Linked DNA regions of Mus musculus: region 2 is linked to region 1. Evidence: chromatin loops called from intact Hi-C (ENCODE). Cell type or tissue: left cerebral cortex. All regions are shown on one strand. Each heading gives the region's core, and the rest is flanking DNA. Links, peaks and the distances in the headings are about the cores only.

What was found. A loop is a pair of places that touch in the nucleus more often than their neighbours do. Peaks named below come from ENCODE experiments on the same cell type or tissue, not always from the same donor. Only the 100,000 strongest peaks of a DNase experiment are listed, where the experiment ranks them.
Region 2: a loop joins it to region 1, with 2.1 times the contacts of the local background. A loop is called at or near these places in 6 of 42 quality-filtered maps.

Annotation. Positions count from the first base shown.
Region 1 is chr8:57,644,941-57,660,013 of GRCm38, reverse strand. Galnt7 (polypeptide N-acetylgalactosaminyltransferase 7) reads left to right here and starts at 6,959. Exons shown (of 12, transcript NM_144731.4): 1 at 6,959-7,161. The coding sequence starts at 7,036. It overlaps AW046200 (expressed sequence AW046200), which reads right to left and starts at 8,261. Exons shown (of 4, transcript NR_040698.1): 1 at 8,027-8,261; 2 at 2,554-2,626; 3 at 350-405. In left cerebral cortex, for the core only: a CTCF peak has its summit at 8,204; DNase peaks (open chromatin) are centred at 7,190, 7,478, 7,821, 8,101 and 3 more places; H3K4me3 peaks cover 2,694 bases; H3K27ac peaks cover 1,798 bases.
Region 2 is chr8:57,423,380-57,438,452 of GRCm38, reverse strand. No RefSeq gene overlaps it. Among named protein-coding and RNA genes, the nearest start is that of Scrg1, 25 kb to the left of the region's middle. In left cerebral cortex, for the core only: CTCF peaks have their summits at 9,064 (motif pointing left) and 12,183 (motif pointing right); DNase peaks (open chromatin) are centred at 7,395, 9,057, 10,636 and 12,211.

The DNA.
Region 1 (15,073 bases), core at 4,388-12,387:
CCTTGTGCTCAGCAGTTAGCCAACAGAAAACACATTGCATGACTATGTATATGTGCTTTTTAGTTGGGGGCAGTGGTATATATATCAATATACATTTATGAAAAATGTAATTTTAAAAAGCATAGAAACCCAGGCTTACTTTTTGGATGCCTGATGACACTGTTGTGGTATCACTTTTAACTAATGACTGTTTTTAAGGGTTTTCTCTAGCTGTCAAGTTGGCGTGTGTTTTAACTGCAAAAGAGCATGAGGGTCAATGTATGACTGTGACTCCTTACATCACGGTGTGGGTATAGGTAGAGAGAAGTTCCTCTTCAACATGTCAGGAGAATAGGTTTTCCTCTCTCACCTTGGGGGTCTCCACAGCCTTTCACAGAACAATTGGGCTTTCCATTCCGGTGTCAGCTTGGAAATAAATGGTTTTGTTCCAAAATCCATAAATGCAAAATAAATGATATTCAGGTTAACTCATACTTCACCACAGCGCGCAATGTAAAAGTAGGGGCGAGTGTACTCCTTTGTTCAGTGTGTGACTTTAATGTTCTTTATTATCTCATGGGTGCAATTTTTTAAACTTAAAAATGTATTTTGCTCACATTTTCCATTGTGTTCATCAGATCTGTTGAGCCCAGCATCTAACCTGCTATTGTTGCATGGGACATTTAATTAAATTGTTGAGTAATAGCTTACATGGTTTCCTTAAATAATGTGTTTTGCCAGAGTATTTAAAGAGTTGCTTTACAGGTTATTAATTTAACTGCTTACAGTCGAGAAGCAAAACAGTAAACTAAATTATTTGGAACTGTAATAGTTGAGAAGTAAACAAATGTAGCCATGGTCTGACCTAGTGCAATTACTGCTGTTATAATCTGAGTCTACGCTTTTGGAGGCTTTCTCCCGGATTGTTCAGATAGCGTTCCTAACTAGATAATCTTTGCTTCTTGGCTTTGCAGCTTTGCACGCCAGACCCAGAAGCCAGAGGCTGTGGTCTAATTTAGACAGTTCCACCTTTGCAGTAAACCTCCCAGGGCTTTCTGTCTCCCCCATACTGTATAAGAGGAAATACTCCTGCCCTAGGGCCCTTGCATTGGCCGTTCCTCTTGCTTGCTGCTATCTTCTATTTCACTTGGTCTTAAATCCCCATTCAGGACTTGGCCAAAAGTTGTCTTCTCTATGAGACTTCTGTTTTTAAAATGGAAATCACTTTTCACACCCATCCAGCATTCTGTATTACGTTTCCTTTCTCGGTTTCAGTCCATCCGATACATTCTCTAATGTACTATATAAGTCTGTAAGTTAATCTTCATAGACTCTTAAAACAGTGCTTGGTACACGGGTGAGGGAGCAGTTTATTTGGTAACAGCATAAAATGATTTGCACGTGAATTTATTATCTGTCTCCATGAGGACAGGGATGATTGCTCTTTTAGTTTATGACTATATACCCCATGCCTAGAGCGATGGCTACCACATGATACATACACAAAAACGTGCTTTGAACAAATGGAAGTCGCTATTAATATACAATAAAAGATCATAGAAGAGGATCTTAAAAATTGTTTTCTACGGTTTGAGAAACAGCAGCTGTCCCAAAAGACCAAGTCCTAAGACTGCTCTCCACAAAAGAAATGTAATTAAAATTAAATTTTTGAAATTCTTTGCAATATGCCAAAAAGGTACCTTTATCCGAATGGCAGTATTTTGAACTCCCTAGAAGAGCAGTACTTTTGGCTTTACAAGTCCCTGGTGTGACTCTCCAAACAGTGATTTAATATAGAGCCATGTGTTCAAATAAAAGAGAAAATATACTTGTTCATCGTTCAGTTGTTAGAAAAATGGCTGGAGAGAAAAGGAGATTTGTGTACACCAGTGAGCCCAGCACAGCATACGAAAGCTGGAGAGCAGAGTCAACAGATAATGAGTTCCTGTCCAACCTCTAATTCCTGGATTTGGGATAATCTTCCTGCAGAATCTCTCTGCAGTCTGGCTTCAGATTTCTTTATTTGTATTCAGCTCTGTTTATCTCCTCTGAAATGTCTAAAAAGGCTTGTAGGAATAGTTCATTACTAAGAATACCCGACTCTTGTTAAAACTAATCAGAAACTTTCAAAAGGTGGGGGTACGCGTGAAGCATCCTCTGCCGTTTCCATCAGCTCTTAGAGAAGAGCACAGACCCGCCCTCTTCTCCAGATCTCAACAGCCTTCCCATTCCTCCGGAGATCTTGAGTCCAGAACTCTGCCCAATATGGCTCTAACCATAGCTCTTATATTACAAAGTGTGGATTCTCTGGCCCATTTGCTGACATAGTTTCTTTCCATTCCATTCACTATAGAATGGTTGTGCTCTGTGTACAAGAGATTATCCGTATTAACAGGACAGAGGCTGGTTTGTCTTGTAGTATCAGATTTGCCCATTAAAGACAGTAAGGCTCTGGGCAGAGCTGAATAAGTGAGATCTCTGGAGAGATGTGGTATTAAACTGACAGCTGTTTGAAGGTACCTGTCTGCTTGCTGATGAAGGTGTTTATATGTAATCGGATTTAGAGACATTCACCATTGACAAAGCTCAGTGGTGAAGACTTTGGAATCATTTAATCATTCTGCTGAGGCCCGAGTCTTCTGTGAACCTGTAAAAGGATATTAGAAATTTAAGTCTAGTCAAACCTCCAGCTTTAAGCAGCAAGATGTGTTCTCTGGCCGTTCTCCCCCCCTTTTTTTTCTGAGACAGGGTTTCTCTGTGTAGCCCTGGCTGTCCTGGAACACAACTCATTTTGTAGACCAGGCTGGCCTCGAACTAAGAAATCCACCTGCCTCTGCCTCCCAAGTGCTGGGATTAAAGGTGTGTGCCACCACCGCTGAACCTCTCTAGCCCTTCTACTGCAAGTTTCTTTCCATTTCAACCATTTCATTAAAAAACCATGATGATTTTTGTTATCAGCAAAAGACAGGATCCTTTTTCTCTTTTTCTGGGTACCAGGTTCTCAATTAAAGACCCATAAGGTTCTGGGCCATGTGTATTCATTCCAGCAAACAGGTGGTTAGTTTGAAGGAACTATCAGTTTATCTAGGAATGATGGTACACATGTTGGTTGGATAAGATCCAGAACAATGTGCCCTTCCTTCCTAACTCTTTAAGAGAAAAATTGATTTTCATAATGTCTTTTTGCAAGCACTGAGGTATAATTAGTCTTTAAAGATGTTAGTGTATATGTCCAAAACTTTTAATGCTTCCCCCGGGAGTGCATGAGATATGCTTTCTCCCACCCACACTCTCTCACACTGAGTGTGTCTTGCACTGTCAACATCCTAGGAACACAATGCTAAACGACAACTCAGTCCCTGCCCTTAAAAACGTTGGCTAATTGAGGTGACAGTTGAACAAATACAAAGGCTGAGTTGTGCTCTAAGAGGGACCTTCCAGGTCGATCTTAAATGAAGCAGAAATTTCTAACTTAGCAAGGGAGGGGAGGGCCGATGAGAGCAAAGTTTCTGAAAAAAAATTGACATATGAACTGAAATTTGAATGATTATAGAGTTTATGGGGGCAGCTGATGTAACAATTACGAAGTATGTTATAGAAAAAGGAGCGATATGCTTACAGGTCTACAGGGAAGAAGAAACTTGAGCTGTTTCAGAAACAGAAAATGACGTAGCTGTAACATAGAGAAGCGGTGGTGACCAAGAAGGTACAAGGCTATGCACGCTCACAAACCGAGGCATTCGGATTAATTCTAAGAGCAAGAAAGAGCTGGTGATTGGGGTTTTGAAGAAGAACGACAAAATGTGTTTCAATTACCTCTTCAAAAATGGCTAAGTCAGAAGAGGTCTGTATTGCAGGTGCTATAAACAGTACCCAGCTAGGAAGATGTAGTATTCTACCGTATGAAATCAAAGAGAGCTTTCAATGAACCTTCAAAACATGGTAGGAGACCATTAATCCCCTCAAATGGCAGCCTTTGACAAGTGTTTCATTCCAGATTGAGTACAGCACAGGATTTTTTTATTATGCTTATGATAGGAACAGTAATCTACTGTTAGGGGGACTATCCGGATTTAGATTGAAACTGTGACTCTTTTAGCTTGAGTAGCCACGGTAGACTATCAACAAAGTAGGTGGCAAACAATAGCTTACCAACTGATAGTACTACTGTAAAACAGTCGCCGATCTAATGGAATAAACCCTTCAATGTTTTGTTCTCCGAAGGCAGCCTCTAGGTAGAGAACAATCAGAGGTGAAGTGCTCCTAAGCCCTCTTCTAAGCTTTATTCCCCCTTTGTATTTTTAGTCCAACTATTTCCAGTGTTCCACCAAAAATATTAAAGCCTTCCTACACATCTGACACAGGAATACAACAAACTCCATAGACAAGTCTCCAATGTCATGTAACTTTTTATTCGCAAGTGGAATTAAGCAGTCACAACAAAGTGGTAATTCTTAGGGAGGAGAGGGAGTAGAAGGTGGGGTTCCTGGCCAATATCTTGGTGTACAGGAACAGGTTAGAGTCTAGAAAAGGCTTTTGTAACTGACAATAAAGTTTAATGTTAAGGTGTCAGAAGATACTGCAGGTTTGAAAAGGAGATCTCTGTAGAAAGGCCTGCAGGCGAGCACTGACATTTAGAAATAGTTCCCCTAGCTTGGGTACAGTATGAGGAGGCTAAGATGCCCTGGAGAGTGTAGCCCCAAAGCAGGCACAGTTCCGTGTGTGTGTGTGTGTGTGTGTGTGTGTGTGTGTGTGTGTGTGTGTGTGTGTGTAGGTCCTCTTTAGCAGAGTTCATGTGGGTGATGATTTTTTAAACATCACCAAACCCTTAAAAGGTTCTGACCTGTGGAATCCTGAAAACATTTTAGAGTAAACACAAGATGATTATACTGTTTGGCAAAGACAGTGCATGTGTTGGCAAGATGAGAAAACCTCTGAATTCAAAGAACATCGGACACCAATCTCAGGCGGTAGAAAGCTTAGACGACAGGCGTGAACCACTGGGTACATACTGTCTGCTCAGAAGTTTTATTCCTTTGCAATGAGTCTCCAGCTGGCCTCAGAGGCAAAGGCAACCCTGTCACCATTCACATGTGACCTCATAACCTGTCAGAGACTACTGCTTCTCTTCTTCATATCTCCCCTCCCATTAGGTGCAACTCTTTACTCTCTTCAGGGACCACTAACCCAAGGATCAACAAGTCGGAAACAGCTCAGAGTGGCAATCTCTACATGCAGTAATAGCTGCGGCGTTCACAAGAATTATACCCATAATCACCAAGACTTACCCTATTCGTATTATCTGTGCTTTATTTTATTATCTGCATGTGCACTTGGCCTCAATTATCTCTTTTGGCAATACTATGAAGTATTATAATCATGATTTTGGCAGATAAGGGCCCTAGGCTCAGAGAGGCTAAGTGTGACTTTTTCCTGACCCAATCATTTAACATAGCTTCTCATTTTCTAAAGAGTTCTCTACAAAGGCTAACTGCCAACAAGTGTGGCGAAAATCGTATATTTTAAGGTATACTTTCAGTTTCACTTAAACAATGTTAAGAACTCAGAGGAACACCGGCTTTTACAACCGAATACCTGGTTATCATTTTCTAACTTTTTGGCCTTGCATATTTCAAGTTGTGGTGGCAAGGTCATCTTAGACTACTAACAGCAGTTGGGTGAGCTCCCATCACTTCAGCGATGAGGGCTACTTCCCAGCTATGCTCATAATCACAGTCAGTTTTCCATCTTCTCAATAGTGGACAACCATATCTGAATAACAATGCATATACTGTTGATCACTAGGGGAGACTTAACCAAGTTTCACTTGTTTCGAAAGCAAAATACATGCAGATAAGGCAATATTAGGATTAAAAAGGTCAATTTACGCCATCCTTAAACCTGCTACCGAAAAGCATTTGTTCAACAAATTGAGTAGTTTAGGGGTATGGCACACACTGCAGACTGTGATTTAAAGTGATTGACATCTTTGGCACAATGTACAAGGGAGAGGCGTGTAGCTAAACATTTGCCAATATCCTTTCCTGGAAAAGTCAGTTGTGAGAGAAGCAACGATGCATGTACGGAACGTTTTAAAAGCCCGAAATCCACTTTCCCCAGAGTAGGAACTTGCAAGTCCATTAACAGGGACCGTAGTGAGAATTAGCTAGTCGACTTGGCTTTCTAATTAGCCCAAGAGAGAAGGCAATACTGCCTTTCCAAGTGAGTCCTCTTTTAGTTCTGTGGTGTTTGCACATCTCACCTGGGCCTTTCGATTACAAATCCACCTCCTTAAGGAGCCCTGTGAAAAAACAAGATTAAAAAAAAAAAAAACAGCTATAAATCAGCCACGTGGAGTTACTGCTGCAGCAGCGGTGGCTGACTTCCTGGTTTCCTTCCTGCAAGCCTCTGGCTGGGGAGATTGAGCAGTGGGCGTCGGGAAGGGCAGGGCAGCCTAGGGCGTCTGCAGGTCCACCTGAGGGGCACCGGGCGGCAGCATCCTGGCAGGGCACGGGCGTCAAGGACAGAGTTTTGGTCCCTAATTACAATAAAAGTTTGGGGATCTGCAAGCTTTAGGAAGCGGAGCCTTAGGGCAAAGGCTAAGACCAGACCTGGGGGAAAGTGTTAAGTTAGTTCCAAGGTTACTAGGGACTCGCGGGTGGTGGGGGGTGGGTTCTCGCGGTCGCGGGTGGAGGAAGGGGGTACTGCGGAGCTAGAGCGGGCAGGTAGAGAGAAGGGAAGCCTGGAAAGCTACACACGCCGGCCGGTCGGAGCTCTGCGGAGGCCGGCGGAGGGGAGGGGGTGCGGCAGAGCAGTGCAGAGGCAGGCGCGGGGAGGGGGCGGAGGGGCGAGCCAGGGGAAGGTAAAGCCGAGGGGAGTTCCGGATCTGGTGCTGGAGAGGGCAGGCGGTGGGGAGGGCGGCGGGCGTAGTGATCCGGGGGGGGGGGGGGGGGGAAGGAGGAGGAGGAGGAGGAGGGCCGGGGGAGGGGGAAGGAGGGAGGGGAGAGCGGTGGCGGCGGCTGCGCCGGGCTGTGTGTCTCTCGCCGCCGGAGGAAGATGAGGCTGAAGATCGGGTTCATCTTACGCAGTTTGCTGGTGGTGGGAAGCTTCCTGGGGCTCGTGGTCCTCTGGTCTTCCCTGTCCTCGCGGCCCGACGACCAGAGCCCACTGAGCAGGATGAGGGTGAGTGACCCGCCTGGCCCCCTCCGGCAGAGGCGACCTGCAACTTGTTTTTTTGCGCGCGCGCGTGAGTGTGTGTGTGTGTGTGTGTGTGTGTGTATGTGGCGGGAGCAAGGGGCGGCGGGGTCGCGGCCGCGTGGGCGCCGCAGCTCCGCAGGTGGCGCTGGCCCGGCGCCGGCCGATCGGGGGCGCCTAGCCCTACGCCGCGGGTACCCCTCGGCCGCCGCCGGCCCGCCCCCTGGCCGCCCCTTCCTCCCGCGCGTCCCCGCCCCGGGTTCAGCGCCGTCACCCGCGCTACTGCTGCTGCTGCCGCTACCGCGGCCGCCGCGGCGGCCGTGGTGGCGGCTATAGGCGGCCGCTCCAACGCCGGGACTGCCGGGGCGGAATCGCAGGACAGAGTCGGCTCCCCGGAGCCGAGGCTGCTCGGCGTCCGACTCGGGGCTACGACCCCCGCGCTGGCGGCAGGCGGGCGCGGGGTTGGTCCGAGCTGCGGCCTGTGGCGCGTGCAGGCCTGAAGGAGGCGAGATGCCGGCGCCGCCGCCGTGGTCCGGTGGAGCAGGCCCCGCGGTCCAGCCTCTCCTGTGGTCCCCGCCCAGTCCGGGTGCTCGCCGCGGGGGCGCCCCTAGCCTGTCCGCCTCGGGCTCCAGCCCACGGCGCCGCCTCTCCGCAACTCCCGTGGCCGGGAGCCGGGTGCAACGTGTAGCTGAGGCCTCGCCCCGCACCCCTTGTCCCTTCGATTCCCGGACAGGGGAGAGACACGTCCCCACCCGGATCGGCGTCCCTGCACCGGGGCGCCTGGGAGCCCCGGTCGCCCGCTGTGCTCCCTCGTCCTGCGGATCCGGAGCGGGCTCCAGTCCCCCGGCCCTACCTGGGCTGCTCCGGCCGAGGACCTAACTTGTGCCGGCTCCTGGCCGCCCCTCGCTGCCTGTTCCATCAGCCTGACGCCGAGAGGCGCGCTCCGCTGGGACGCATCCGTCTGCCGCCCTCGGCGCCGGCGTTAGTCTTGACAGTCCCGGCTTTGAGGGTTTAGTCAGGCTTCTCGGAACTTTAGTTACCGGGATCCGGCCACTGCGCTACGCTCGCCCCGGCAGTTGGCGGCGCGAACTGCTTCGCACCTCCCCAGCTTAACCCCCACCCCCTCAGCTTGGTGAACCGTTACACCCCCTGCTCCCCCGGAGTTCCTCATCCCCGAGCCCTCCAAGCCCCACAACCTCGAGTCCAGGTTAGACTCAGAAGAAGTGGGAGACACTAGGAGTTCTGGACACAGACGCTGAGCAGCCGTGGGAGGAGTCTCTTAAGAAAGTGCCTTCTGCAAAATCAGCGTTGCAGCTACATAATCTACTTTATTAATTTTACTTTTGGAAAGTTAGCGTCAGGAAGTTGAGGGGAAAAGCTTGTGACGACCTTCCAAGAGTAGGGCTCTTCAGTTGATGCTTATGACACACACAACTTAATCTGTAAATTGCTGCATTTGGGGCTGGCCTTACTGAAGTGGAGTCTCACCAAAGTCTAAATTGATGAATTTTTTTTTCCTTTTCACTGTGTTTGGAGTGATTTTTTTTTTGTATATTTTTGCTCTCAAACTGATTTGATGAGATGAATATTGAAATTGATTTTTTCAAGTCATGAACTGCTCTTTTATATAAGAGGCATTATATGATGCTGAAAATCCTAAGCCCCATTTTTCTGAGAAGGAAATTGAAAACCTGCTATAACTAGTTATGTTCAAAATGTCCTGTAGTTCTGATCCTTTTAAAGCCATGATTGGACCCAGCACGGTGGCGCCTGCCAGTAATCCCAGCATTTGGGGAGCTGAAGAAGGTCATATATAAGTTCAAGGACAGCTAGGCCTATAGGAGACTCTAGTCTCAAAAAGTTGGAAAAAGAAGTTGGGGTGCATCATAACTTCTTTCTAGGTAGTTTATTAGTGTTGATATATAATAAACTATAGTGCCCACCTTACTGTCTATAAAGTGAGCATAACTTAATTTTTTTGTACAATTTATTTGATAAGTTTGCCAATGGACCTAGTATAACTTGTCATTTCTGTATTTTGCCCAAGATAGACAAAGATTTTTCAAGATTTACTAGCATTGTATTAAAAAGAATGCTCAGGTATCAGGGGGCATTAATAACTTACGAGCAAATAGTAATCTAAAGCGATTTAGGTGTCAGATGTCATAAGAGTGTTTGTTCATTAAAGACTGCCTCTTCCCTCTGATTAAAAGGAACCTGTGGGTTCTTGAGACCCAGTGCTAGGGGAGAGTTAGGGCCGATTGGGATGCTGAGTCCCAGAGTCCTGGGTTTTTCCTCTACCTTGTGGTACTTTTCCGTTGAGGTTGCAGGTCTTTTATGAGGACCTGCTTCTCTTTCTTGGATGTGGGTTCTATATGTGGCCTCTTTGATCCCTCCAGAAGGAAAGTTCTGCCTCTGCTTCCACCAGATAGGCCCGTGGCTCCGTCCACTCAGGACCGCTTCTGTCTTGAACAGTTGTTATTACAGGAAGTAAAGAGCACTTTGAAGATGTCTTTGCTTTAATTTTGTAGAGCAGTGAGGTGAAGACAAAAATTCCCTCTTCTGAGCCTCTTGGCGTTTGTCAAAGCTGAATGATATTTTAAATATCCTTACCTTTCCAGTCTGTCTGAAGATGACCTTAGACTTCTGATCCTGCGGCCTTTACCTCTTGAGTGCAGGGATTAAAGTGCAGTCGTGTATCACCATGCTAGATGTGTAGAGTGCCAGGGAATCTTTTGCATGGTCAGAAAACATGTTGCCCATGGAGCTATGTCCACAACTCTATTACATGATCATTTCTGTTCATATAGTCAAACATTTGTGAGTGCCTGCTGTATACTAGGTCCAGTGCTCACAATTTAAGGAAACACGTCTTGCTTTAGTTTCACGGGGTTTGCAGCCTGGTGAGAAAAATACATGTTATCAAGCCTTGGCAAATATACAGATACAATTGTGCTATGAAAGGAACACATGAATACACTTGTGTTATGAGGGGAAACCTTACGAGGTGAGAAAAACGGAGAGATTTGAGTATACAAATCTTATTTAAATAACTGACCTTTGAGCTGAAATCTAAAGGTTTGAACTGCACGTGGGGCAGGGCAGTCCTGAAAGGAGCAGAAGCAGCGGGTACAAAGGTCCTGAGACCTGAAGTAGCAAGGATACGGTGAGAAACTGGAAGGTCAATGTATGGAAACACGGAGAGTGTGTTGGTTAGGGTTTTACTGCTGTGAACAGACAGCGTGACCAAGGCAACTTTTATAAGGACATTTAAGTGGGATTGGCTTACAGGTTTAGAGGTTCAGGCCACTATCATCAAGGCAGAAACATGGCAGTGTCTAGGCAGGCACAGTGCAGGAGGAGCTCACAGTTCTACATCTTCATCTGAAGGTCTCTAGAAGACTGGCTTCCAGGCAGCTAGGATGAGGGTCTTAAAGGCTACGCCCACAGTGACACACTTCCCTCCAACAAGGCCACACCTCTGAATAGTGCCACTTCCAGGGCCAAACATGTCCAAACCACCACAGAGAGTTATACTAAATAGAATGATACTACAAACAGGCTAGATCTTGTGGACCACGCTAAGAGTTTACATCTTAAGTGTAGGAAGTCACTGAAGGGTGTAAGCATGAAAGAGATGACCAATATTCATGTTCTAGAAAGATCGCTGTAGCTCCCTGTAAGGAAGTGTGCATGCGTTGGTTTGTAGACCAGATGACAGGAGGCCCACAGTAAAAGTTGGGGTCACACCTGACATTGTTTGGCCAGATGGTTGCTGTGATTATGTAAATTGGTTCAAGTGCAGCCAGAGATGTAAAGGCCCCAAGATTTGGAAGGTGGACGTGGAAGGGGAGATGTCAAGAAGTCTAGATGATAACTGTTACATTAGGACAAGCTAAGAAGACAAGATTGTGCATTCTGTTTGTGGTTTATAAGTAAGCTTTTTTTTTTAATTGATAGTTTAAGATCACCACTTATTAAATAAAACTAGTGTGTTCCAGAATGACACCGTCTTCCCCAGGCATACTCCCTGACTGTTCTCATGCTAAGTCATAAACTTGGAAGAGAGCAAGGTTTGCAGTGGAAATGTTGGCAGGTCTTTAGCTTTAGAGTGTGTGTTCAAATGTGCAGTATTGGGGAGACCTGTGTGCAAACTGATACTTTTCTGTGCAGAATCCAAGGCAGCTAAGTTCATTGCCTTCTCAATAGGACTGATTCAGCCACTGATTCTTTGCAAGAGGTTTTAAGTGGCTAGGCATGATGGGAAGAAGAGAGGGGTCCAGCTTAGTTGGGCATTGGTGCATGGGCTGATCTCTGTCAGGTTGCAGGGTACCAGTCACTTCAGTGCACTGAGGATGGATGGGCTCTTCATCCTGAGCCTTTGCCTCAGGTGCAGATGGCATTTGTGTGAAACCATCACTTAGGTAGAGCAGAAGCCTCCAGTGGCCTTCACCCAGCTACGCGTTCCACAGGCCTCAGAAAGTCTTTGTTTTCTTACTTTCAAGCTTGCACTCTCCACGTCCCACATGGCAATAGAAGCCCCAGGTTATCAAGTTTAAGGCATTTGAGTTCGAAGATTACCAAAAGCATCTGTGTATGTGCGTGCGTGCGTGCATGGGGGGGCCGGGGGGCTTTGTTTAAGCTTCAGAACAGACTGACTACTTCAGAGGCAGAATTCTTGTTCCCTGATCATAACCCCTCTTTCTGTCTCTGTCTCTGTCTCTGTCTCTGTCTCTGTCTCTCTCTCTCCCTCCCTCCCTCCCTCCCACCTTCTCTCTCTCTCTCTCTCTCCCTCCCTCCCTCCCACCTTCTCTCTCTCTCTCTCTCTCTCTCTCTCTGGTACTGAATTTACAGAAATTTACTGATCAATTTCCTTTTGGATGAAATAACCTAAAGTGAGGTGTTGCCTCTTTTATGGTCTCTCTGTAAGCCTCAGCATTTATTTGGTAGAGCCCCCAGATTGCTGTATGTTGTGGTTCTGTGGGAAGGTTCTCTACTGAGTGGCCTTAGTCAGGCTGGGGAGCACCCTGCTTTCAGAAGTTCCTTCCTCCCACTTAGGCTTCACAGAGGCTGCTCATAGGTTGCCAAGTGCAAGTCCACGTTCTCTTATCTTATCTCTTATAAGAAACAAAGCTGTTCTTTAATCCAGTAGCTGTATAAGCAGACAACAGGAGGGCATCTCGAGGAACTGTGGCCTACTTTGATTTCCATTGCTGTGATAGACACCATGCCAAAAAAGCAACTTCGGGAGGAAAGGGTGCATTTTACACTTGAAACACTTGATATTCTCCATCCGGGAGGAAAGTCAAAGCAAGAACTTGGAGGCAGAAACTGAGGTAGAATGTTGGAGAAAGCCTGCGGAGTCGGAGCGATTGTTCTCCAGCTTCCAGTCAGCTGTTTCACGTCTGCCTCCTAGGATCAGGAGCTGCACTGCTCACTGGGAACTGGGACTCCCACACCACATCAATCAGTAATCTAGAAAACATCCCTGTAAACTTGCCTGCGGGCCAGCCCGATGGAGGCATTTTCTCAATTGAGGTTCAAGTTGACAAACAAAAACCTAACCAGCACCAAATGTTTTTGTTAGTAACAATTGGTAGAGAAGGCTTAAAAATGACCATTTGTGGGGTGCATCCTTTTCAGCAAAGAGGGACTGAGAACTGCTGAACGTCGTTGGATTTGGATCACTCCTTTGTCTGGTAGGCCAGCCGTGTGGAATGGAGGATAAGAGAAGGGTAGGGGTGGGCTTCTTTATACGCTGTCACGTGTCAGGCTGAAGGAAATTGGAGAGAGGGAAAGGAATGCATTGGGAATGGAAAGCAATTTTTCAATTGGCACCATGAGTGAACGACTGTTTGCAAATTCTAACTTAGTAGTTATACATAAAGGGAAAAAATTAGTTGGTCAGCAGAATGTGACTAGCTGAGTGCAGGGAAATTATGATCGTTCAGCTTCAAAGTAGGTAATTGCCTTTGTTCATATTTTGAATGCTAATTCTTACTCCTGGAGATTGAATATGTAATCTAACAAAAATAGCAAAATAAAGACTCTAGATTTCTAGTGTGCAGTTGATGAAAGCCATGCATAGAGTAGAAAGATAGATAGATAGATAGATAGATAGATAGATAGATAGATAGTACAAGAGGGGAAAGGTGGAGTGTCTATTAATGTTGACAGCTTATTTTAGGAGGAATTGGGACCCACTGCTGTTGTAATAAGTGGGGTTAGAAGTATGAAGGGCACCCACCGAGATATCCAGGTATTCTGTTCTGACACTGCTGTGGATTGGATCAGGGACACACAAGTAAGGATAGAAGTGAGAAGTTTATTGGGAAGAAAAAGAAAAAGCACTCCTGGAGATTGGAACGGGCCAATGAGCTGGGCCAGACGCTCAGCAGCTCTGCCCCGTGCAAGCTCTGCCCGTTACCTTCTCCCACAGCACGCACCTTCTCCCACAGCACGCACCTTCTCCCACAGCACGCACCTTCTCCCACAGCACGCACCTTCTCCTAAGCCTGTGTGTTATGAGCTGCTTTCCCCACATGCTGCCTGTTACCTGGTAGCTCAGGTGGGAAGAGTTTCCATTTTCCCTCTGCCTACCAACTGGTTTTTCTCATATGTCAATCTTAATACCTCTCTGTCCACACCCCTCGTCTCTTGATACCCATCCAACCGTTGTTTCTACAACCTTGAATGTTGTTAAACCTTATCCATTGCTGTAGGACTTGCAGATGGTATGCAACAGAGAAGGTAGCAAGCTGTGACATAGTAAAGACGTTTTAAAGGCTTGTCCTGATAGCCACATAGTAATGTCCATAATAATAAATTGTGCCTGTGTGTGTGTGTGTGTGTGTGTGTGTGTGAGAGAGAGAGAGAGAGAGAGAGAGAGAGAGAGAGAGAGAGAGAGAGAGAGAGAGAGAGAGATACTTAGGTCTCTTAATGTCTAGAGAAAGAGATCAAGGCCTCTAAACATCTCCCTACCTCCAACTTCCATTTGTTCAAAATAACGTATTGAGGCCCCTGGGCTATGGAGATGTGGAAATATCAAGGGTGTTAGGCCTTTTCTAAGAGAGATGAACTGTGTGACTACGTAGCGACCACCAAAAGATCTTTAAGGAGCTGTGTACTAGGTACGGTGAAAGTTGAAAGGGAAAACCTAAAGCATAGCATTTAGATAGCTGTGAATGTCAGTGGGGTTAGAGCAGGTAGGAAGGCAAGAAGGAACATTCTAGACTAAATGACTACAGTGACACCGGAAAGCATATCATCTTTTATTGGTGAGGAGTGGTGGAATATGATTGGAGAAGAGAGTTCTGACCACATTTTGAAGGGAATTGAATGAGGGGCTATGGAACTGGGAGGGATTTTATTGATTTAACATTTAGGGTAGGTTTTTGGAGCCTTTTGAGGTGATATTGAAGAGTAGTGACATTTACATATCAACTCTTACTCTATGGATATTTCAAATATTTACTAAATGTCTACTAAATGCTTTCTATTGCTCTAGGTGTTGGCCGTGCTATACAGTATTAAGCAGTAACAACCATGGCTAAGATGTATTGGATTCTCACTATGGATCAGGCATGGATATTCCATATGCAGTGTTAATTGTGACAACCTTCGAATGCCAGTTTGATCTAAGCCAGTTCTGTCGACGAGGCTGCTGCAGTGAACCCTCTACTCGGGACTGTTCCCTTAGCAAGCAGTAGTGTCTACTCTCAAGTGTTCTAACTTGAGAGTCGGGGTCTCCGTATTTTCATCCCTGACAGAGTACCTACGCTAAACCAGGAAGCAGTATTGCTTTTGCTTCACAATGTCAGTGCTTTCAGTATCATGGGAGGGGAAATGGGTGGAGGAGACTTAGCTCACACTGCTGTCAAGGAAGCAGCGGGTGGGTAGC
Region 2 (15,073 bases), core at 4,565-12,564, 220 kb after region 1:
AGAGTCTGTGGGCAGATGGTTGTAGACTGGCAGCAGATGGCTGGATCCAGTCCCCGGTACCATAAAACCAAAACCAAATCCAAGCACAAAGTTTTAATGGACCAATTTGTTCTTCACATACAGAATATTGAAACTTCACTATTGCTTCAGAACAAGTAAGTTTCCAGAATTTCAGAATGACTTCAAGAATGAGGAATCTAAAAAGAAGAAGAAGAAGAAGAAGAAGAAGAAGAAGAAGAAGAAGAAGAAGAAGAAGAAAGAGAGAGAGAGAGAGAGAGAGAGAGAGAGAGAGAGAGAGAGAGAGAGAGAGAGGAAGAAAGGAAGAAAGAAAGAAAAAAGAAAGGAAAGAAGGAAAGAAAAGGGAAATGGAAAAAAGAAAAAGAAAAAGGAGAAGGAAAAGAAAGAGAAAGAAAACATTGAATTACCTCCACTACTGAGGGGGAAAAGTTCAGGCAAGTTCATTGTGAAAATGAAGAGAACTTGCTCAAATTTCCATCCATATTATGTTTAATATGCTAGTTCAATGTAAAACTCCAAGACGGTTTTCTTTTTCAGATCAAAGCATGCATGTGTGTGTGTGTCTCTGTGTGTGTCTGTGTGCATGTGTGTTACTAAGGGTTGAACCTCGTGCTTTGTACATGCTAAAGCTGTGTTCTACCAATGGATTGCACCCCAAGGGCTAAAATCTTTCCATTTTGTTTGTAAACTGACTGTAGACTGGATTCCAAGGGACACTTGGCAAATACTTTTCAAATGGCAGATATTTAGGGTCTCTGTAAATATTTATGGAATGAAGGGCTGTCTGGCTTATCACTGTTCTTGCAAAGTTTCCAAGAACCTGACACTGGAGAGTAAATTTCCCTAGGACTGCTTACCGTGGTGGTTCTCAACTTCCCAATGCTGGGTCCCTTTCATACAGCTCCTTATGTATGGCGACCCCCAACCATAAAATTATTTTCATTGCTACTTCATAACTGTAATTTTGCTGCTGCTATGGATCATAATGTAAATATCTGATATGCAGGATATCTGATATGCCAGCCCATGAGAGGGTCATTTGAGCGCCTCCCCTCAGGGTGTCGGGACCCACAGGTTGAGAAACACTGGTTTATAGGCCTATGTGTGATGGTTTGTTCGCAGGAGCATAAATTTGTCCCAGTGATTATATCACTGGAGGACAAAGCTCCTCCATCCCCAGCAGCCATTCACTGAGTCTACAACCTTGAGGGTTAGTGGATCCATGAGCATCTCCCTGGCTCATGACAGGCTGTTAATGGATCTGACCTTGTGTGGGGAATCTGACTGAGTGAGGACCCTTTGCTGAGTTTGGTAGACCCATCCCCAGAAGCAAATGGTAAGTACAATTTTCACTTGTAAAGTCCATAATTCCCTAAATTGACCAGGCCGAGATGGGTTTCAGTATTCTCACACTCCACCAAATAAAGCCCCCTCCCTGAGCCCCCTCCCCCAGTCCACATTGTCTGATCTGAAGACGATGTGCAGAGTAATTGGCAACATTTATGGCTGCAAACGTTTTGTAAATAAATGCTACAAATTTCTATTAGTCAATCAACCGATACAGATCTTAAAGGATTTATTTGTAATATTTAACTAAACTAAACTATTTTGTCATGAATGTGCGTATACTTCAATCTGTCTCAGAAAGAAAGACGTTCATTAAATCATCTCCATATTTTCTAAGGCACTACTGAATTGTTAGAATTACCGGCATGATCTTATGCGTGACAGGTTTCAGTTAGCGAGAAAACTTCAGCGCAGGCTTTCGTTCCCGGGTGGCTAGTGCTGTCAGTGTGGCTGGGTAGCAGAAGCAGCCTGTTGCAGATGGTGTCAGAGCAGGGAGACCACTGACCATGATCTGCACCCAGGGCTCCTCTAATCCAGGAGTTTTCTTTTGGGTCCTAATCAAGTGCTCCGTCTCCATCTTTCTGCGCCATGGGTGCATCTGGACAGATGCTCAAAGGGCTTGCATCTTAGGAAAGGCAAGCACAGCTTAGATTTTGGCTCTGGGACTCCTGACACTATACACTCCTATGGGCGTGCATACAGTTTCCTTGGGGTTGACTCCGTGAGTTGCATTTCAAAGACGGCCTGGCATCACAAGGAAACCACTTTTACTTGCTCCATTTCCTGGAGCCTACAACTGGCAAAACGCCCAGGACAAGATGTATTCAATTCAAGCCCAAAGCAGCCTCGTTAGGAGAAGCAGATGGCCCACCTAAGGTGAAGAAATTACTTTCTTGTGGGGGAACGGCGGGGAGTTTGCTCACATCTTCTCTCAGAAGGTGGGAATGTTGGGTGGCAAAATAAATAAAACACGTAACAAATGCAACCAAATGCATCCCACAGATGAACAGAATAACTGTTGCGGAACAAGGCTATGGGGGGCATCCTCCCGCCTCCTGGCAGACTGGGGGCATTTGTCACATATGTTTTAAAGCTCCAAGATCTTGAAGACCTTCCGTCAGAACAGCTAGCAGAGTCAAGATGTAACTGAAGAGACCACGAGCTCTGCTGCTTCTGTGGAAGTGGGGCGAACAGGCGGGGAAGAGCAGGCAGGGACGAGCAGGAGTTAGACACCCGTACCTGCTCAGGAGAGGGGAAACTGGGTAGCGGAGGTTTGAGTTGCGGGTTTTTTTCCTCCCCAGGCCCCATTTATATGGTGCTGAATGACCCCTGGGGCTTCAGGTGCATCAGCAAGCTTTCTGCTCAGTTCGCTGCACCCTTAGCCTGGCAGTGTCTTGCTGGATTTCTAACAAACATTTTGCAGATTAGAGAGAAACTTCTGAGAATTAGTGTCTAGGTTACCCGGGAAGCACATTTCCTCAGAAGGCTGTTCAGCCACAGATGAAACACATCTCAGGGTTTTCTAGTTTTGTTTTGTTTTGTTTTGGTTTTTTGCTCTGAATCTTTGTTCATAAGAAATATCTTTACTGGATGGGGAAGATAGCTCAGTGGTTAAGAGCACTGACTGTTTTTCCAGAGATCCTGAGTTCAACTCCCAGCAACCACATGGTGGCTCACAACCATCTGTGATGGGATCTGATGCCCTCTTCTGGTGTGTCTGAGGACAGCTACAGTGACTCATATAAATACAATAAAATAAATTAAAATAACTTACTTTAAAATTTTTCTTATTTATGAATTTAGACTCTTGCTGATAAGTAGGCTATATTTTCACCTAAGGAAACAAGTTTGGAGGTCACTAGATAAGTTTATTGCATATATGTTACAGACGAGTAAACCTAAATTTTTCAATGTTCTGATTAATTAATAATTAATTAATGATTATCTACTTATTTACCTGTGTGACTCAATTCAAATATGGATGTCATGGGACAACTTGTGGCACTCAGTGCTCTCCTTCCATCATATAGGTCCTAGAGACTGAAGCTAGGTCACCGGGTTTGGCATTTTTACCCACTGAGCCATCTTGCCAGCATTAATCAATACATTTACATCTTGTTTAACCCAGTAGTTTCGTCAGATTTGGCTAGTACAGGTTAGACCAGTGACCTGATCATCTAGCAATGATGAAGATAATATTCTCACCAACACTGTCTTAGTTAAAGTTTTACTGCTGTGAACAGAAACCATGACCAAGGCAACTCTTAGAAGGACAATATTTAATTGGGGCTGGCTTACAGGTTTAGAGTTCAGTCCATTATCATCAAGTCCAGGAACATGGCAGCATCCAGGCAGGCATGGTGCAGCAGGAGCTGAGATTTCTACAACTTCATCTGAAGGCTGCTAGCAGAATATTCTCTTCTAGGCAGCTAGCATGAGGGTCTTAAAGCCCACACTCTCAGTGACACACCTACTCAGCCATGGCCACATTTACTCCAACAGGGCCACTAATAGTGCCACTCCCTGGGCCGAGCATATGCAAACCATTACGAACAACTGACCTTTTTTTTTCCATCTCGCTATTCCATGAATCTTCGTCTCAGGATGCTCAGGCCTTCTTCCCTATCTCTCGCTTCTCTTTTTACATACAACTCAGACCATCCCAGAAAGGTATCCTCCTACTGGCTTCGTTAAAACCACCAGAAGATCATCCTGCATCATCTCCGTGACTCAGTGTGGTGCCTCATCTCCTTGGACCTTCAGAAACAGTTACATTTTGTAGACTACGATCCTACAGTCTCGCCAAACAACGACCCTGTAGCTTTCTGCAGCAGTCATTGCTGTCCTCTAGACTCGAGGGGGGTGAACTGTGGGCAGCCTACATTATTAGGAGGTGTGGTATCCGTAAACAAGAAAAGAGAGGGGGAAGGTCATGCTACTGGGGACAGTGCCTACCCACAACCTCCCATTGCCTTGATCATGCAAGTCAGAAAGGGAATCATTTGGACTGTATGAAGCATGGAGAGCTCAGAGCCACAAGAGTAGAACAGCCATGCCCCCCATCCCTTTGCCAGCCGTGTTTGCTACAGTTGTGGGTGAGTGTTCAGTGTGCCTGCCTTTCGGCCATCAGAGAGCATGGGCTTGGGTGGTTTGCCACAGTGTTCCATCCCTGAGCCTTTCAAAGGCAGAACAGCATCATTTCAAGTCTTCTCTCTTGGTTATCATGTTCCTTGGGAGTAAATGGCCACACATCATAATACTATAGATATTACACACTTGTTTATTATAGACTGTCTTTCCATTGGCTTCTTGGTGACTTCGCTGGTTAGTTGTTGGTTGTTTTTTTTTGTTTTGTTTTGTTTTTGTCAACTCAACATAAGCTTGGGTCATCTGGAAAGAGGGAATATCATTGAGAAAAGGTTTTTATATGACTGGCCAAGAGATGAGTCCCCTGGACATTTTCTTAATTAGTGATTGGTATGGGCAATGTCTCCACAGGGCAGGTGGTCCTGAGTTGTGTAAGAAAGCAAACTCACCGAGCTGTGGAAACTAAGCCAGTAAGCAGCATTCCTCCATGGTCTCTGCTTCAGTTCCTGCCTCAAGCTTCATGCCCTCTGTCCCCATAGTGATGAACATGGAATCATGATGTCAAACAAACTCTATCCTTCCCAGGCTGCTTTTGGTCATGGTGTTTATCACAACAATATGAAAGCAAACCAGGCAGCGACCAACATATTTTGACTGTCTACAGAAATGAATGGAAGAAACGGGACCCAGTACCAGTCTTCTATCCCAGACCTTGTCCTGTATCCCTTGAAAGGAGTGGATGATCTCTTCATATGCAAAACAGACACATTAGAATCATATGTTAACATCCCCCTTCCCTACATTAGAGACTTGACAAATGTGCTAATTGTGATGATAAATCTCTTCATAACTCACTTCATAAACAAAATAGAATTGCCCTCTGCAACTGAGATTTATGAAAGTGACATGGTAAGACGAGGCTTGCAACTCAGGATGTTTATTGCTCGTGGGGCTGTGGCTGACCTGTTGTGACACAAGCTTCCAGCTGGGTAGAGATGGAGCAACTGGACCCCATTGTGTAACTGATTCTTCTCCTTTCCTTCTTGGGTTCCTGACTTGGGCTGTACTTCAGCTCAGCAGATTTCCTTCTCTAAGATCATACCGCAAGAGCTCGCCATTGGTTACAAAGCATGGCCACAGATCACCAAAGACATCACCTTTGAAATGTAGACGGAAGATTCACATAAAAACACCCTGTTCTTTAAGCTTTAGAGAAGTTTAAAGAGAACTTTAAAGTTTGAAGAGAAGGATGTGGGAATCTTTTTTTATGACCTTTTATCACTGCGTGTAGGGCCTCAGAGCAGGTTGGAGGTCGGAGGACAACCTCGGGTGTCGTGGCTCACCTACCTTGATGGAGAACAGCAAGGTTCTTGCTTATCGTGCACATAAGGCTAACTGGACTCAGCTCATTCTCCACCTCCCAGCTCATCATGAGACTGTTGGAATTCCAAGGCTGAGCCCGGTTAGTTGGTTACTCTTTCTATTGCTGTGAAAAGACACCTTGGCCAAAGCAATTCTTACGAAAGACAGTGTTTAATTGGGGGATTTGCTTACTGTCTCGGGGGCTTAGATCATTATCATCACGACAGGCAGATGTGGTGCTGGAGAAATAGCTGAGAGGTCTACTTTATACCCTGACTTGCAGGCAGCAGGCAGAGAAAAAATGGGTGTGGCATAGGATTTTGAAGCCTCACTCCTTACACACATAAACTTCCTTCAACAATGTCATACCTCCTTATCCTTCTAATCTAGCAGTTCTCAACCTATGGGTCTCGACCCTTGGGGAGTTGACATATCAGATATTCTGCATATCAGATATTTACATTACTATTTATAACAGTAGCAAAATTATAGTTATTAAGTCGCAATAAAATAATTTTATGGTTGGGGGGCAATGCAACATGAGGAACCGTATTAAAAGGTCACAGCATCAGGAAGGCTGAGAAGCACTGTTCTAATCCTTTCAAACAGTTCCACTCCCCAGTGACTAAGCATTCAAATGTATGAGCCAGTGGGGGCCATTCTTTTTTCTGTTGTTGTTGTTTCGAGACAGGGTTTCTCTGTGTAGCCCTGGCTGTCCTGGAACTCACTTTGTAGACCAGGCTGGCCTTGAACTCAGAAATCCGCCTGCCTCTGCCTCCCGAGTTCTGGGATTAAAGGCGTGCGCCATCACGCCCGGACGGTGGGGCCTATTCTTAATCAAACCACCACAGCTGCTGAGTCTGGCTTTGCCTGGGTTCTGTGGATCTGAACTCATATCCTTGCACTTGTCCATGCATATTCACTGAGTCAATTCACCAGCCAGTCCCTTCTGATGACATCTTAAAAAAATTACTTATTTATGAATATGCTGTAGCTATCTTCAGACACACCAGAAGAGAGCATCAGATCCTGGTAGAGATGGTTGTGAGTCACCATGTGGTTGCTGGGATTTGAACTCAGGACCTTCAGAAGAGCAGCCAGTGCTCTTAACTGCTGAGCCATCTCTCCAGCCTCTGATGACATCTTATTGAAGATGCAGCAGCTCCTCTGCCTTGAATTCTCGTTCGGAGTTTGTAATATGTTTTCTTTCTCTTACACTATGGAGAAGACAGAGGGTCAGGGAAATCAGGTTACTGGCTGCGGGTAACGGAGAACACTATAAATTGAAAACAAAGGGATTCTCTTCTGGTAAGGTCTGTGTAGAAACATGGAGATCATACTTAAGAGCTAAATTCTAATAATGTGTCTTTTGAAGCCATTGCTCTTTCCATTATATCATCTCGTGGCATGCAAGAAGGCTGCCGTAATACTTTAAAATACCACCAACAAACTGCTGCAAGAGAAACGTTTTCCTGAGAACATTCAGCTCAACTGAGCCCACGAGTCACAGCTGACCTACATTCAATGAGCACATTTATGAAAGATGAGTAAGAGAACATTTGTCTCTCAGGCCACTGAGACGGGCTGATAGTCACAGTTAGTCATTTGGATCACTCCTCGGTTCTCCACAGCAGCCGAGTGCCTACAAGACCTTTTCTTAGATTCGTATTTAAGCGCCAGAGGGTAGTCAACGAGCTAAACAGGCAGATGCACTCTTGGTGTCTTCTCAGTGCGAACAAGACGTGCAGGAACAACAGCAGACCGCCACCGGACAACTCTGCCCTGTTCGTGGGCTGAGCTACCCAGAATAATTCATAATGGGTTCTATCATTCGAGGCTTTCTTGTTTAAAAGCCTGCTAAATCTCTCTGCCTGTCTTTCTCTGTCTCTCAGTCTCTGTCTCTCTCTTTCTCCATCTACTCTTCCTCCCCCCTCCCTGCCCCCCTTCTCTATGTGTTCCTGGACAGCCTTCTTTCTTCCCTCCTGTCTCCTCTCCTTTTGTCCTTCTCTGGTCCCCTCCCATATCTGCCTCTACCCCCTCCTCCAGGTCACAAATAAACTTCTTTTTCAAAATATTTTTCTTTTCTTTCTTTCTTTCTTTCTTTCTTTCTTTCTTTCTTCCTTCCTTCCTTCCTTCCTTCCTTCCCTTCCCTTCCCTTCCCTTCCCTTCCCTTCCCTTCCCTTCCCTTCCCTTCCCTTCCCTTCCCTTCCCTTCCCTTCCCTTCCCTTCCCTTCCCTTCCCTTCCCTTCCCTTCTCTTCTTCTTCTTCTTCTTCTTCTTCTTCTTCTTCTTCTTCTTCTTCTTCTTCTTCTTCTTCTTCTTCTTCTTCTTCTTCTTCTTCTTCTTTTTTAAGATTTATTTACTTATTTCTTGTATGTGAGTACACTGTCACTCTTGTTAGACACACCCGAAGAGGACATCGGATCCCATTACAGATGGTTGTGAGCCACCATGTGGTTGCTGGGAATTGAACTCAGGACTTCTGGAAGTGCTCACCGCTGAGCCATCTCTCCAGCCCTATTCTTTATTTAATTTATTTACATACCAAATGTTGCTCCCCTCCCCATCTCAGAGTTCTTTACCCCTCCCCCTTCCCCTTTGCCTCGGACAGGGTGCTTTCCCAGTCCACCACTGGCCACTCCACCCCCGAGGCCTTGCCTGGAGCATCAACTAACTCTCTCTCTGTCTCTGTCTCTCTCTGTCTCTCTCTGTCTCTCTCTGTCTCTCTGTCTCTCTGTCTCTCTGTCTCTCTGTCTCTCTGTCTCTGTCTCTGTCTCTGTCTCTCTCTCTCTCTCTCTCTTAAATGCGTGCTAAATTATCCGTTCATCTGCTTACTACAGTCATCTTCCATCCTCGGCCCTAGGATGTGAACAACCTGAGTTAGTATCAGAGCTTCCTGAGCGAATCTCCCCTTGTCAGCCACTCTTGCTCCCATGCATGGCAGGTAGATATACCCTCCCTCGACAGCGCGCTGCTCTTACAGCCTCACACCTTGGGCTCAGAAGGAAAGCGATTTCCAAGTTTCAAAGACAAACTTTAGAAATTCCGGTCACTCACCAGGCTTCTTGGGCCCTCCCTTTTGATGCAAGGTCATAAAGACTCAGGTTCTCACCTTGGTTTATGCTGTTGTTTGTTTTTTTTTACTTTATTTTATTTTTTTATTACAGGCTGTAGTTCTGCTTTATAAAGGAACAGGAAGTGAAAATAACCTTGGAATTCCAATCTTAAGTTGTTGTCGAGCGCCACCTGCTGTTTGTACTGAAAAGCAGCTTTAGAGGCGGGAAATATGCCTTTAATAAATACTTTAACCTATTGGCTATGTTTTACCACGGGAAAGAACCACGGCGGTGTTTTAGACAGCTGTCTGATTTTATGCAGGACTCAAGTCGTAGTAAAATAGCTCAAGAACAGTAGCTTACGCTATATTTCTTGAATTTCAGGTCCCGACTGTTCTTTAAGCCTACAAAAGAATTGAGTCGAAGTGAATTTCTGAAGAATATCCTTGTCCTTACTGCTGTTTCACAGGTGGACAAATAACATTTCCTGGACAGCCAACTGCTTTTTCCCCTGTATCTACACAGGATCTGTTTACTCTATGTGTCTCTTGACATGTGTGAATTGCAGTATAAATAATTTGCTACTGGTAATCGGCACAGATCATGAAAATTGCAAGGCAGGGGGTGACTCATTCAATTTTTATTGAATTATTGATTCTAAATTATTCATCCTCCCCAGCCTTTGCTCCCCTTTCCTGTGTATGCAAAAGACATACTTCTGGGCTTCCAATAGCTTCTTTGTCTTGACCAATGGGGCTTTCTTTGGTCAGTAGGGTGTGCTTTGAATGAATATGTGCCTGAGTGACTTCAATTAGGTCTGCCTTACCACTGACGGTCTCTACCAAAGCACAAAGCCTCCTCCCTCAGCTCCAGCTCCTGGAAGATGACATGGGTCACTGAACTAATCCCTAACAGAGGAGTTGAGCTTATCAGTCACAGCTGACCTATCTATGGTCAGCTCATGAGATGAATAGATGTTTTTTGTGTCTTTTAAATATTGTTGCTTGAGATCTTATTTTATTTATTTTACATGTATGGGTGTTTTGCCTGCATGCGTGTCTGGGCATCATCTGCGTGCAGTGCCCGAGGAAGGCAAAAGAGGGACCAGATCACCTGGAACTGGAGGTTGTTGGCTGATTGGGTTGGGTCTGGGAACTGAACCCAGATCTTCTGGAAAGGCAACCAGTGAGCCATCTCTGCAGTCCCTACACCTTTGTTTTTAATGTTTTCCAGCCACTTCTATTTTTCTAATGTTTAAAAGGCTTTAAATGTGGTAAAAATGTATACACATAAAAATCTATCATCTTATCAATTTTTAAGCGTACAGCTTGGTGCAAAATGCATTTATCTTGTGCACCCATCGCCACCGAATTTTCTTATCATTTCATCCTGTGACACGGAAATTCTGTATGCATTGAACAGAAACTTCCTGTTTCTCCTCACCTCTAGCACCTTTGGGGCACCGTCTTCATCACGACGGCCTCTATCAATGTAACGGTTCTCACGCCGTGACTTACATAGCCGTTCTCTTCTTGTGATTGATTTGTCTAGTGCAATGTCCTCTAAGTTCCTTCATACTGTTGTATATTTGATGTAGAATCATACTGTGCTGTGTATCTACTGTGTTTTGTGTATGCTTTCACATGTAGGTTGTTTCCTCCTGTGAGTAACTCTCAGCAACATTGCTGTGAGCCTAGCTATGCAGAACTCACTTCAAGTCCCCGCTTCCGATTCCATCGAGAGATGGGATTGCCAGATCATATGGTAACTCTGTTCTTATGTTGGTGCTTTCTACAACAGCTCGTCTCCCACCAGCAAAGCTCACCACATCCTTACTGACCCATTATGTGTTTCTTTTATGAGTCATCTTGATGCCTGGGAGGTGCTATCTCAATGTGGTTTTGTACAAACGTTTGCTTTTTAAGCTACGGAGGACTTGGGACTTTTTGTTTGTTTGTTTTATGTTCTTTGCTGTTGTCGATGATATTTTGTTTTGTTTTGGTTGTTTTCTGTGACGAAGGCTGACAGAGTTGGAACACAAGTCTGGCTGATTCCAAAACCTGCAGAAACTACCAGAGAAAAAGGGTATTGCCTCTAGAATGTGTTATTTAATTAATTTGTGATATGGGGAAAAAGAAGAGAGGGGGAGAAGGGAAGTGGTGGGGGAAGGGGGACCGGGAAAGGGAGAAACGGGAGGGAGAGGGGGAGGCAGGGGGAGGGAGATCACATTGTTAAGATTGTTACTCCCTCATTCTCTTTATGGCCCTTCTTTTTATCTTTGTAAAAATCACATATTAAGTCAAATGTAGTGGTGCATGCTTGTAGTCCCAGCTCTTGGGGGTGCAGGTGGGGGAATCAGAAATTCAGGGACAGCCTGGGTTACATGACATCCCGTCTCAAAGAAACCAAAAATAAAGTGTATGAAGCACTTTCTACCCTCTAATATAGTAGGACAGTGGTTCTCAACTTTGCTAATGCTGGTGACCCTTTAATACAGTTACTCATGTTGTGGTGACCCCCCCAACCAGAAAATTATTTTCATTGCTACTTCATAAGTGTAATTTTGCTACTGTTATGTATCATAATATAAATCTCTGATATGCAGGATATCTGATATTTGACCCCACACACACAGGATAGAGAACAGCTGTACTTGGCATTAAGCTTTTTAATGTTTGCAGCATGTTTCTCCTAGCAAATTTTAAGATAGAAAACATTTTTCCACTATAATCCCTATTTATAAAATGTGAGAGATAAAAAGTATTCATAATAAATTATTTATCTATCTATCTATCTATCTATCTATCTATCTATCTATCTATCTATTTATTTTTGATACAAAGCATTTAAGTGAATACACGAGGGGGCACTACCTGGGGAAAGAGGGGAACCATCCAGGGAGGGGCCAGGAATATGGGTCATGTCATTGTGGGAGGGGAGTAATTAAGTACAAAGTACACTGACATGTATATTTTAAAATATCACAATGAAACTATGCATGTTATGAACTATGTATGCTAACCTAAGACGAATAGATATCAAAAGAAAAATTTTTTAAATTAAAAATGATCGAATGGGGCTGGTGAGATAGCTCAACGGGTAAGAGCACTGACTGCCCTTCTGAAGGTCCTGAGTTCAAATCCCAGCAACCACGTGGTGGCTCACAACCACCTGTAATGAAATCTAATGCCCTCTTCTGGTGTGCCTGAAGACAGCAACAGTGTATCTATAATAATACACAAATCTTTAAAAAAAAAAAAAAAAAAGACTGAATGAAATAAAAGACCATTTCTGGATGCTTGCTGTGGTATTTTAATAACGTGGCCAGTAGAGGTCAGAGCTGAGTTTTAAAACATTGTCGATGGCAAATCATTTCATATCTGTGTTTACACAAGAGTCTGTTCATTCTAGGTGTCTCTTGATCTGTATGGACTGGGCAGTCACAATTGGCATGGATCATGAAAGGCATTACCTGGCAACAGATACCTCAAATTGGCTTCCCCTCTATACATGACCTGGTCTTGGAACTCAAGTAGAAAAGAAAGAAAGAAGGAAGGAAGAAAGGAAGGAAGGAAGGAAGGAAGGAAGGAAGGAGATATAAATTTTATTTCTGTAAGCTGGACTAGAAATAGACTTTAAGGCTATCCACAATTGTATAAATTATTGCTCATAAATAAAAGTTATATTCAATAAAACAACCAGAGGAGGCAATAAGTAATTGTAAAGCTATTTACCTATCTTAGCAAACATTTCCTACCCAAGTTTGTGCATGTGTGACTCTGTGTGGATATAACAGACTTGGTGGTTAATATTGGTTGTTAGCTTGCCCAGATGTAGACTTACCTAGGAGACATACCTTTGGCCGTGTCTATGAGGGTGTTTGCAGAGAGCTTCAACTGAGATAGGTTAATCTGCTTGCAAACTGGGGGTACCATTCCATAGGCTCATGCCCAGGACTGAATAAAAAGGAGGGAGTGTGTAGGTCACCAGTGTCCATTGTGCCTTGCCTTGGGCTGTAACCATCTGTCTCAGGCTCCTGCCACTATGCCTACATGTCATGATAGACTGTATGTAACCTTGAGCCAAAATAAATCACTCCTTCCACGGGTTATTATTTGTTAGTTTGTTGTTATTGTTTATTAGTTTAGATTTTGTTTTTTGGTCTTGGTAATAAACAACAGTAGTTAATATATCTTGTTAACACTAGAATACTTCACTGACATTTTTCTCTTCCTTTTTACAACAACAGTAAAATAAATGGTGAACCGAGGGTCACAGCCCACGACTCTGTCTAGAGTGTGGCTTGTTCACACTGGCTTGGTAGCTTGTGACTAAATGTCATAATGTGTAACAATGGAAAAGGTGGGCCCTAAGAAGTAATGACAACGGATCAGAAACAGGTCCTGTTCTTTTGATTGCATGTTTGTTTGCATGATCAATGAGTTCAAGGGTAATTCTTTGAGAAATAAAAGGAAATTTGCTTTTGCTTATGGCTTCCCACATACAAGGTCCTGTGGTGTGTGTGTTTGCACACCATCTCACTCCTTGAAGTGAACAATGTTGCAACAGCGTGGATGGTAAGTTCATGGAAACTGACTGACTGTTGAATGACTGAGCAAGTGAAGCATTCTTAGGGAGGGGGATTTGGTTTTGCTTTGAAGACATTGATACATTGCAGTTTCTAGATAGAAATAAATCCAATTTAACTTCAAGATTTGAGTAAATTTATTCTCAATGATTATTATTATTGTTATTGTTATTGTTATTCAGATGTCCTTTTGGGGAGACATTAAAACATCTTCCCTACTGAGGAATACTGATTTGTGTGGAGAGGTAAATCAAGAGAATTGTTAATTCTGTATCTCTGGAAAGTGGTCTTTCCCTTCGACACACACAACAATTATAGAATTCCTCCTTTTCCCACTTCATGGCCATTTTTAACTTATCGGGAACGTTATCTGTGGTGCCCAGTCGTGCAGGAGGGATGCCACCACTGAGTGTCACGCAGGCTGTAGCTGGCACTGTGGATAAACGAAGCAGCCCAAGAATCGTAATAGCTTGCTTACTCCTGCTGTGCCTCAGTGGATGGTGGGGCCTCAAGCTAGGAGGACTTTTTGTATTGGAACGTTAGAGGTGTTGGGTTCAGCTTAGTGTTTCTTGCAAACCAGAGAACATAGATTTTGTTCAAGAAATGTAGTCGTTGCCAAGAAAATGTAAGGGTAGAGTCTTTTGTGAGGTGGCAGGAGAGAGAGAGAGAGAGAGAGAGAGAGAGAGAGAGAGAGAGAGAATGGGAGGGAGGGAGAGAGAGGGACTTACTCATCCATGCTTTCAGTGTGGAACAGACAGAGAAAGAGGGTGGGGAAAAATCATCCCTGTAGGGGGTTCCCGGGACAAGGAACGCTCAGAAGGATTGGGCTCTCTGTCTCTTTCTCTCTGTCTCTCTGTCTCTCTCTGTCTCTCTCTGTCTCTCTCTGTCTCTGTCTCTCTCTCTCTGCCCTACCGCTGCTTAGCACTTTAATCAGCTGTTGGACACATAATATATAAGTTGCAGTCATCACCCAGAATGAAAGGATGCCAACTGTACATGAACAAATTAGAGGTTCTTAGTCAAATCCAACAAATATACACTCGATAATGGCTTTGGCTAAAATATATTTTTATATATTTTTTTAGTGTGTTCACATTCGCCTGTGGTTAGGGAGGATTAAGCTTGCCAAACTTTAATGTGGTACAAATGCCATGTTCAAAACGAAGTAAGTAGGCTGTGAGAGGGTCTGGCAAATCAAAAGCAGTATCAACAGCTGTGGCTTTCAAATACTTCTGAGGCTAAAATAATATAATCGTGCAGAGTTGATGTGGGTACTGATTCTGCAATCTACCATTTCTGTTAGTAGAACATTATCATTGGTAATTTCACCTTTGTTATAATCAGGGTTTGATTAGACCTGATAAAGGCCAGAAGATAAAAATGGATTGAGAAACTAATTAAGTAATTAAAGATTTATTGAGAAACTAGTGCATTCAAAGTTACATGCTTGATGCAAACTGTAGATCATCTGTTCATGCAACGCCCCCTTCAGTCAGTGAAAGAGATAATTTACAGCTTCTCCGCTTCCATGCGTCACTACCAGTGGGCGTATTTTTTAAAAGGAATGGTCAAAATAACGGAGAACTCATGGAAATAATGAAAAAAATTGATAGTGA